Linked DNA regions of Homo sapiens: region 2 is linked to region 1. Evidence: read pairs that join two places in POLR2A ChIA-PET (ENCODE). Cell type or tissue: Caco-2. All regions are shown on one strand. Links, peaks and the distances in the headings refer to the core of each region. The heading gives the core; the rest is flanking DNA.

Region 1 (5,379 bases), core at 327-5,326:
TATCACACTGATATTCACAGTGCCCAGTTGAAGCACTATGAGCACTCAGGGCAGAGCTGGGATGACCAGAAGTCTGTCATCAGATCATTCGACTCATTCCCAGTAAGATGTATAATATCAGTTTGGTGTTTGTTTGGATTCCTTTGGACTGACTCTAAATGTCATCTTTTTCTTGAGTGGAAAAGTACACTTCTCAGTTATCAAAATCTATCACCTTTGGTGTTCTCTATGAGGCAAATTTGGGGCCTTTCATTTCCAAGAGAAGAATTCCTAGCATATGGGGTTCTTAGTACTGACCACACTATCTTCATTGGAACTTTGGTGGCAGTAACAGAGCAAGGTCACAGGGGTTAGACCAGAAAATTGATGCCTCTCAAGTACCAGCAAGAGGTCATTCAGATGAGGTGACACAGGTGGAGATCACCATACAATTCTCTTCAGGGTTGGGGGATAAAGTTGTTCTGAGGTCTCAGCGTGGGCAAGGAGGGGCAGGTAGACAGTTTCGGTTTAGGCCAAATCTATTCATTCAGATCTTATTCTGAACAAGGAGAACCAGGGAGTAGCAGAAGTCAACACTGTGAGGCTGGATCATATTCCAGGGGCATCAGATGTCCAGGCTGGAGGCCTGGGTAACACAGCTGGGAACCAGGTATAAAATATTTCCTTAACTGATCAGATCTCATCCTGGACATCAGCAGCCAAGAAGCCAGGCCCAACATGCCCAGAGGCCAGATTCAGAATTGGGGCAGGAGATACAGGAACTAATAGTAAGACTTTGATTCCAATTCTTCATATTGCCGCATTCAAGGCCGGGGCTGATTTTAGAACTAGGGGTGGGCGAGGGGACTGAGCCTGAAGGTCAGGATAACAGGTATACCTGACTGAGAAGAGGGTGTGGTAGGGAGCCAGGGTGTTCTGGAAACCCACTCGGCACTGCTCCAAGGAGACAGGGATGTACCAAAGTGCAGAAACCAGCCGAAATGGGAGCCCGGAAATCATGGAGTATCTGCCCTGGGGAGATTTTCCCAAATGAGCAAGAAACTGATACATGCCAGTTACCTATAGGCTAAGTCAGAGACATAGGCCGGGGTGAGGTGGAAATGTAGGTGTGCCATTCTCTAAGGTGTGCTCTCAGACATCTGTACCAGGAGAGGTGCAGCTGGAAGGACTGAAGTGTCAGAGTAATGATACTGTCTCCCCACCCCTGCCCCCAGCAATCCAAGCTGCTCATGGAGCAGATGCAGGCCCTGCAGGTGATGTATGACGCCGGTCAGGCGAAGCAGGAGCTCTTGCAGCAAGAGCAAGGGAGGCTCCTAGAGGAGCGGAAGAGGCTGCAGGCAGACTTGCAGCTCTGCCTGGAAGAAATGCAGCTGCTTCAAGTCCAGTCCCCTTCTATAAAAATGAGCCTTGAGTCCTACGGGAAGAGCTATGGTAGCATGGTCCCCAGCAATGAGAACTGTCGCAAGACTTATGATACCACTGTGGATGACAATGAGAGCTATTACAAGAGTTACACCAGCACCCAGACCAGCAGCAAGAGCTTTCTCAAGAGCTATGACAGCAGCACCAGTGCCAGTGAGGCCTATGGGAAGAGTTACTGCACTACCAGCAACAGCAGCATTACCTATAAGAAGAGTTACGGCAGCACCAGTAGCTCTGACACCTGCCAGAAGAGTTTTGTCAGCAGCTGCACTGACGAGGAACCTGCTGAGCCTGAAGACATGGAGGTAATGGTTGCCAGGTGACAGGTCAGGCAGGGGACGATGGACTCTTGTCTTTTTAAGAGATACATCGCCAGGGGAAGGGGCAAGAAGTGTGGGAATGGGGTCAGAACTGACCTGGGGAACTATTGGAAGTAAGCGAAGCCCTCTACCCATGGCAGCCTGGTCTCCCGCTCAGCCCTCTCATAGAGAGAATCCCCCATCTGGACAGAGGCCCATAAGATTCAGTCCGTTTCCTCACCACAGCCACGATGCTCTTTATGGGGGTAAATATAGTAATCCCCCGCGGGCATCTCTGGATCCTGGTGGCCATTGTTTGGTATCCAGGGAAGGGCCCAGCAGAGTAGGGCGGAGCTTAGGTGCTCCTCAGGGTGCTATTGTTGCTCCCCCACCCCCCGCAGCGCTTTGAGGAAATGGTTGTGAAAGTGCTGATCAAGCTGCAGGCGGTGCAGGCCATGTACCAGATAAGCCAGGAGGAACACAGCCAGCTGCAAGAGCAGATGGAAAAGTTACTGGCCAAGCAGAAAGACCTGAAGGAAGAGCTGGATGCCTGTGAAAGGGAGTTCAAGGAGTGCATGGAATGCCTTGAAAAGCCCATGGCCCCCCAGAACGACAAGAATGAGGTAACCACTGTCAGGGAGGCAGGGTTTCCTCTGGCAGCCCCTGGAGCCATAGAGGTCATGGCCACTTCATAGAGGCTAAAGAGAGGGACAAAGCAGGGAGAATATGCACCTCAGAGGCTGGGCAGTCTGCTCCATCCCTGATGACATTTCCCAAGTGCCCGTGGAGCTGGGGTTTACTAGTCATCAGGACTTCTCTCATCGAATGATTTCTCTCTTTCTCCCTTTGCCACTTCTGTTCTCTTTTGCTTTGTGTTCTAGACCACTTCTGTAGAACTGTATTTTTGCATTTGCCAATCTTCTTTCATCATTTTGTGTGCATTTGCCTTGTCTCCCGGTGCACCAACTAGGAGCACCAACTAGATTGCAAGCAGCTCAAGGACAGGGACATGTCTCCTTTTGGATCGCTCACAATGCCAAGAAGAGTGCTCTGCACCCCCTAGGAATGGGACAGAAGTCTTGTCTCTGGCCAGGGGTTCACGGTCCAGTGGGGGTCTCTTTGTATACACACGGGAGAGATTCAGAGAGCAGCGAACACATGGGTCCAGATTGGCTAGTATTGGTACCTACTGAGGGGATGGTTGTGTGCTGCCATCAGCCAAGGAAGACAAAACCCGAGATCAGGGAGCAGGATGTGACTTGCCTCTGTTTCCAGGGTGAGGTGCAGGAGCCCAGTACACACTTCAGGAGTGTACAACACAGTTCTTTAAGTAATTGTTCCTGTTAGAGAGATGGGTTGGATGAAGTAGGAGTTCCCATAAAAAGAATTCTAGGCCAGGTGCGGTGGCTCACCCCTGTAATCTCAGCACTTTGGGAGGCCGAGGCGGGTGGATCACTTGAGGTCAGGAGTTTGAGACCAGCCTGGCCAACTTGGAGAAACCCCATCTCTACTAAAAATACACAAAATTAGCTGGGCATGGTGGCGCATGCCTGTAATGCCAGCTACTCAAGAGGCTGAGGCAGGAAAACCGCTTGAATCCAGGAGGCGGAGGTTGCGGTGAGCCAAGATCATGCCATTGCACTCCAGCCTGGGCAACAAGAGTGAAACTCTTGTCTCAAAAAAAAGAATTATATAATAAATCCCTGAGGTTCAGAATTGGTAGCAGCCCTATTGTTATTCCCCAGTCACAGTAGAAAACACCATTTAAATCATTGTTTTGACCTTCTTTTTTTTTTTTGAGACAGAGTCTTGCTCTGTCACCAGGCTGGAGTGCAGTGGCACGATCTCAGCTTCCTGCAACCTCCGCCTCCTGGGTTCAAGTGATTCTCCTGTTTCAGCTTCCCAAGTTTCTGGGACTACAGGCGCGCTCCAATAAGCCCAGCGAATGTTTGTATTTTTAGTAGACATGGGGTTTCACCATGTTGGCCAGGCTGGTCTCGAACTCCTGACCTCAAGTGATCTGCCCACCTCAGCCTCTTGAAGTGCTGGGATTACACTGGATGGCAAGTGAGCCGCTGCGCCCTGCCGTTTTTTTCATCTTATTAGATGGACATCATCAGGTGCCTCAAGTTAGGAGAAGCTATTTGTAAAACTATTTGAGAGGCTCATTTTCCACCGTTGAATATTTTCTTTATTGTCTACTTCCTATGGGCTTTAACAGGGAGATTTCTGAGACAGTGACCCCCAAGCAGGGCTGAGTTTGGTTGCGTGGTCAGCCAACTGGTTGCATAACCAGCCAACTCTGGGTAACTGGCCCTCCACTACCAACAGATCAAAGAACTGCAGACCAAGCTGCGGGAGCTGCAGCTGCAATACCAGGCTAGCATGGATGAGCAGGGGCGGCTTCTGGTAGTGCAGGAGCAGCTGGAGGGGCAGCTGCAGTGCTGCCAGGAGGAGCTCCGCCAGCTCAGGGAGAAGAGGCCTTCTGTTGTCAAAGAAGCCCGGGGGAAGAATGCTAATAAGAACATGAACAAGAATGCCAATGGGGTTAAAATGAAAAAGGTGACCAAGCCATGCTCGGATACTTCTGAGAGCGACCTTGAGACCAGAAAGGTGAGTAGTAACCTTGGTAGCCAGATAAGCAGAAAGGAGGAGGAGATCCTGGGAAGAAGCATTGCCTCCACAACCCTTTCAACCAGGCAAGGGATTTGTAGAGAAGCTTCTGGGATCTCTGAAGTGTCTACAGTGGTTCCCATCTTAATGGAAAGTGGGTGCTCCCTTTTCCTGTGAAGTTATGGGGAGAGTGGAACACAGACAACTCACATCGGGAGGTGCAGCCCCAAAGGACCACAGCCCCTAGGCTGGACAACTCCTTCAGTTTGCCCAGCCCCATTTGTTGGGGCTCCTGTTCTTCCTGGGTTACATGCCCAAGAGAAGAACCAAATAGATGAAGAGGGAGGAATTTGTTCAAAGTAGTTATGTACTAATAAGTGAAAGAGGATTGGGTAAAAGAAGAGTCACTGTAGGGGTGGGAAGCAACAATTTAGGTGCAGAGCCCAAGACTCTTTAGTTGTGGTAGCTGTTTGAAATGGCTTAATGGCCAACAGACATAGTGGCCCTGAGAGGTGAGGTGTGATGCCCTCTACATATGCTCAGGGGATTGGCTCACAGTCCCAGAGCACCGGGCCACACCCTTGCACTCTGACATGCTGGAAGTCATGTTTCCTGGAGCTAGTACAGCATTGTCATGAGATTAGGAGCTTCACAGGTAACGCAGCCGCCATCCTGCCCTACTCCCACCCCACAGAGTCTGGAGGTAGTGCTGTACTACAAGGCCAGCCAGAGGAAATTAGATGGACTAGCAAAAGAGGAGGAAAAGAAAGAGGAGATGGAGGAGGAAAAAAAGCAAGTGAAAGAGGAAGCAAAGGAGCAGTGTGGGGATGAGCTAGTTGCTGAGCCAGCAGATCCTGAGGAAGCTAAATCCACAGAAGATCAGGAGGAAAATGAAGAGGACAAAGAGGAAGAGGAGAAGGAAGAAGACAGTGAAGAGGAGGAGGATGACGCCGACTCTTCCCTTGAAAGTCCCGAAGAAAATAACCCCCTCAGACTTTCCGAGAGCAAAAAGGTAACCAGAGCCAAAGCCTAGATCAAGTGGGAA
Region 2 (5,379 bases), core at 187-5,186, 66 kb before region 1:
TTATTCAGGAGAGGGGAAGGAAGGAGAAATGGGTGAGTGATAAAGCTAAATCACTTGGCTTCTACTCTTTGGAATTCTGGTATCCTTGTATCAAGATATTAAGCCTGAAACATAAATGTAGTTTTCCCTCTAAATCACAGAGTAAACCAATCTATTACATTTCTGTATGCTACATGTCTCAAAACTTGGTACAGTATCCTTTCCAGGACCAGATTATGTTAGAGTGCATAAGTATTTATTCATATTGTAATATTTGGGGTTGGCAAGAATTGTTAGGGTATTATGCTATATTTTATTTTGAGAATGTAATCATTTGTAAAATTTTCCTAAAGATAAAGTCCCCTTAGGCATAAGGAAAATCCTTTGTTGCAGTGACTCTTGATTTTACTTGATTCTGCAAGCCTCTGTCACTATACATATTGTTGGGATATATCCCAAAACATCAACAACATATAATTCTGTTTTTTGTTTCCAAAGTTTTGTTTATCTAAAGAATTATTTGTTTATAGGCTGGGTATGGTGGCTTACGACTGTAATCCCAGCACTTTGGGAGGCCAGGGCTGGAGGATCGCTTGAGACCAGTCTGGGCAACATAGTGAGACTCTACAACATTTTTTTTTTTTTAATTTGCTGTGCATGGTGGTACACACTTGTATTCCCAGCTACTTGGGAGGCTGAAGTGGGAGGATGGTCTGAGCCCCAGAGGACCAGACTGCAGTGAGCTATCATCACACCACTATATCTAGCCTGGGTGACAGAGTAAGACCCTGTCTCAAAAAAAGAATTGTTTATAGTTTGAGATAGAAGTTTCATTTTGCCCTGAAGTAAAGGCATACTCACTTTAATGTTGTATTTATAGAGCCGCTAAATCTCGGATTTTCTGTTTACTCTTTAACTGATTTGATTGATCAGTTGAATTATTGGAGGGTCAGCCAGAGTGTTGTTCACCCAGAGCAATATTTTACAAGTGGTGCACACAGAAAGCTAATAAACATGAGAGTGTGCTGTTCATACAAATTAGACAGTACAGCAGGATACAGTATTAAAGTTCACTTTCACACCAATCTTACCAGCCCACCCCATTCCTGTCTCTTCTCCCATGAACCTTGAGGTTACCACTGTTTACACATGGGTATTTGTCTTTGCACACCATTTATGTGCATGTTATATTTTATACAAATAAAAACAAGCTGGGGAGATTGTTTAATTTTGTTTTGCTTTTTATGTAAATGAGATCTTGACGTTGTTTTGAACCTTGCTTTTTTTGTTCACTTGACATATCTTGGTGAATTTTCCATTTCACTGCAGATAGATGCATCTCGTTCTTTTTTTTTTTTTACATTCTTTTTTTTGAGGAAGGGTCTCGCTCTGTCACTGAAGTGCAGTGGTGAGATCTCAGCTCACTGCAGCCTCTGCCTCCCGGGTTCCAGTACTTCTCGTGCCTCAGCCTCCTGAGTAGCTGGGACTACAGGCGTGTGCCACCACACCCAGCTAAGTTTTGTATTTTTAGTAGAGACAGGGTTTCACCGTATTTCCCAGGGTGGTCTCGAACTCCTGACCTCAAGTGATCCTCCCGCCTCGGCCTCCCAAAGTGCTGGGATTACAGGCATGAGCCACCATGCCTGGCTGCTTTTTTTATTTTTTTTGAGATAGGATCTCTGTCACCCACGCTGGAGTGCAGTGGTACAATCTCAGCTAACTGCAACCTCCACCTGGTGGGTTCAAGCTATCCTCCCACCTCAGCCTCCTGAGTAGCTGAGACTACAGGTGTATGCCACCATGCCCAGCTAATTTTTGTATTTTTAGTAGAGACAGTGTTTCGCTATCACCCAGGCTTGTCTTAAACTCCCGGATGCAAGTGATCCGCCTGCATTAGCCTCCCAAAGTCTTGGGATTACAGGCGTGAACCACCACCCCCGGCCTCATGTCATTCTTTTTTTTTTTTTTTTTTTTTTTTGAGACGGAGTCTCACTCTGTAGCCCAGGCTGGAGTGTAGAGGTGCTATCTCGGCTCACTGCAAGCTCTGCCTCCTGGGTTCACGCCATTCTCCTGCCACAGCCTCCCAAGTAGCTGGGACTACAGGCACCCACCACCACGCCCGGCTAATTTTTTGTATTTGTAGTAGAGACGGGGTTTTACCGTGTTAGCCAGGATGATCTCGATCTCCTGACCTTGTGATCCACCCGCCTCGGCCTCCCAGTGTGCTGGGATTACAAGCATGAGCCACTGCGCCCGGCCCATTCTTTTTAACCTTTGTGTATTTTTCCATAATCGAGATTTAATATATTTTACCAATTCTCTGTTTTTATTTGTTTTCCGATTTTTTAATCATTGTGAACTGTCATCATTGAACATCTTAATACAAGTATCTTTGTCTGTAAATGTGGGTATTTTGATGGGATTGAATGAAACAATGTTGAGAAACATAGCCAAGTTCTAACATTGATAGGAATAGAGTAATAAGTACCATCTTCTACCCATTTCTCTATGGGTTTCATGGTCTTGCTTTCACATTGCTTCTTCTGATGGATTTTCCTAAGTCTTAACCTTCACGTCATCAGTAACAGTACCTTATTTGAGACTGGGGCACTTGGGAATGACTGCCCCCCAACCCCCGCCCCCATTATCTCCTTAGGTACTTTTCTGTTTGTCTTACTGTGTTGTCGTATTTACTCTAGAACACTTTCCACTCTCTACTGATATGTCCTCCTCTGCCATTTCAGGACCTCCCACCCTCCCCCACTGAGCTGCCTTCCCAGTGATGAAAGAAAAAATGTAAAAGCCTGAAAACCCTTCTTCTTGATTTTTAATTTTTTTTTTTCCCTCTAAGACCTTAACCACTCTGGATAGTATCACGGGGTATCAGTAGAGTGTGCTAAACAGATGTGTACTCTGCAGCTTCTTTGCAGGTTTTTTGTCACATTTTTCAGTCAAGTGTTCCAGCTTTGTGCTTGTTCATTAGAGTCACCTGTGACTACAGAGATTCTGAAAGTTTGAATCAGGGCCTGGGAATCTGTACTTTGAACAGTACTACAGGTGGTATTTATGCCTAGGCAAGTATGGGAAACAACTGTGCAGAAGGATAAAGACGTTCTTATCTATGACTAGACCATCTGAATGATTTGGCCTTTGAAGGTGACTCAAGGTTGAGCCTGGATGTTGGAGACTTGGTGCTATAGACCAAGGAAGCTGCCAAGTATTTCGCTGGTTCCTAATCTCATGAACATCAGAATCACCTGAAAAACATTTAAAGCTACGAATGTCTGAATTCAGCTTCAGAGACTCTAAATCAATAGGAGAAACTTAAAGCTTCCTAGATGATTCTAATAACCAGCCATGTTTGAAGACCAGACCACCAATGCGTACAAGAAGTAAAGGATTTGGAGTCAACATTTAAACCTTGGTTCTTTCACTTTTAATTCTTATGAACTTGGGCAAAAGGATTAAAATTCTACTTTGGTATCTTTTGAAAGAAAACAGAAAGTGGACATTTTAACTATAAGTTTCTTATCAGCCTACAATCAGATGAAGGAAACTGGTAAAAATTTCTCACTGTAATAATTGAAGAGTCTGATATTCCACCATACTTATTTTATGGATGAAGTAATATTTGGGATAATATAAAAGACTTGCATAGATATGTATATCAAATTAATAGTTTAACTCGGATGTGAGCTTTTAATTTCTTATTTAGTTATTAAGCATACTGCCTCCTGAATTAACTGCTTTTCATTTTCTTCAAGATCTAATTATCATGGACCTGCGACAGTTTCTTATGTGCCTGTCCCTGTGCACAGCCTTTGCCTTGAGCAAACCCACAGAAAAGAAGGACCGTGTACATCATGAGCCTCAGCTCAGTGACAAGGTTCACAATGATGCTCAGAGTTTTGATTATGACCATGATGCCTTCTTGGGTGCTGAAGAAGCAAAGACCTTTGATCAGCTGACACCAGAAGAGAGCAAGGAAAGGCTTGGGTAAGGTACCACCTCTCAGGGGTCTAGTGTGGGTAATGACATTCTTTATAAAGGCTAATTCTTTTCTTTTCTGGCTCAGTTATGAGTAAAGTTATATTGAACTATTAATACATCTTCTGAAAGCTAACCATGGAATTACTACCTCTAAAATTTCATTAAATGCCTGATTTCATACATTTTTAATTGAATAACAGTTGGTGCCTCATTCTACAAAGCATCATTTTTGCATAAAAGTACCAAGTACTGCAAGACCCAACTTGAACTGCATTATCTTGCTACCAGAAGAACATAGCATGGGGGGATTTCTCATCTCTTCTCATCTCTACTGCTTTTAATTTTTAAAAACTATCTGTGCCCTACTGACCTGGCACAAGCCAAGTCTTTGATGGGCTAATAAACGGCACATTGGATCCCTATAAAGTTTATGATTTCCCGAGGTGTCCTTCACCCTCTTTATTTTCATTCTCAGATATTTGTTTAATTAAAAAACAAAAATCAAACCAACTTTGTCTTTTAGAAAATTGTAACTTAATGTCTGAGTATGAGTTACTGTTTCAGTAACAGCAGGGCCATAGTCAGGTTCTTTGGCTCTCTCGGTAGACATCTTTTGTCCTGAAAAATGGATTTGGTAGAATCCCAGTTGATTATTTCTAATTGGGGATCTGAGAATGTCTTTTTTGGTCCTTCCAAAGCCTTCCTTTTGAAGAAAATGCAGGTCAATTTTGTAAAAATATTCTTCTCAGTGAGCACTGTTGGTGCAACTTCCTGATTGTATTCAAGAGATTTGTGTGGAAAGTTGTGCCACACATAGCAATTTCTAAAAATATTTTGCCTTGATGGGTAGCATTTTGATCATAAGACGTTGTAGGATTTGCTTTGGAAGATGCTGCAGAATAGATGTATTTTTTCATTGGGTTATCTACTGACTGAAGGGTACAATGTTTTATTTTTCAACATTGACAGAAATAATAAAGATATTTTGCTATGTAGAATGAGCACTGTCACATAGCATTTGAAAGTAGATAGATATGCATCACAGAGTTAGTTTTCTATTAGGTTGCTTTCCTTTGGGAGACCATCCTCACTTTCAGTTTTAATCTAATAACTGTACTAACATTCCAGGCTGAAAATAGAAATGCAGATCAGGTACGGTGGCTCACGCCTGTAATCCCAGCACCTTGGGAGGCTGAGGCGGTTGGATCACGAGGTCAGGAGATCGAGACCATCCTGGCTAACACTGTGAAACCCCATCTCTACTAAAAATACAAAAAAAATTAGCCGGGCGTGGTGGCGCGTGCCTGTAGTCCCAGCTACTTGGGAGGCTGAGGCAGGAGAATGGCGTGAACCCGGGAGGTGGAGCTTGTAGTGAGCCGAGATCACGCCACTGCACTCCAGCCTGGGCAA

What was found. Peaks named below come from ENCODE experiments on the same cell type or tissue, not always from the same donor. Only the 100,000 strongest peaks of a DNase experiment are listed, where the experiment ranks them.
Region 2: POLR2A ChIA-PET joins it to region 1 with 5 read pairs; 8 of 35 experiments call an interaction of 5 or more read pairs at or near these places.

The regions. Positions count from the first base shown.
Region 1 is chr7:128,810,586-128,815,964 of GRCh38, forward strand. It overlaps CCDC136 (coiled-coil domain containing 136), which reads left to right. Exons shown (of 18, transcript NM_022742.5): 13 at 1,215-1,727; 14 at 2,123-2,344; 15 at 4,053-4,334; 16 at 5,029-5,346. Among named protein-coding and RNA genes, the nearest start is that of FLNC, 17 kb to the right of the region's middle. In Caco-2, for the core only: no CTCF peak of the experiment used is centred there; no DNase peak of the experiment used is centred there.
Region 2 is chr7:128,744,830-128,750,208 of GRCh38, forward strand. It overlaps CALU (calumenin), which reads left to right. Exons shown (of 7, transcript NM_001219.5): 2 at 3,744-3,975. The coding sequence starts at 3,755. Among named protein-coding and RNA genes, the nearest start is that of CALU, 8.2 kb to the left of the region's middle. In Caco-2, for the core only: no CTCF peak of the experiment used is centred there; a DNase peak (open chromatin) is centred at 2,700.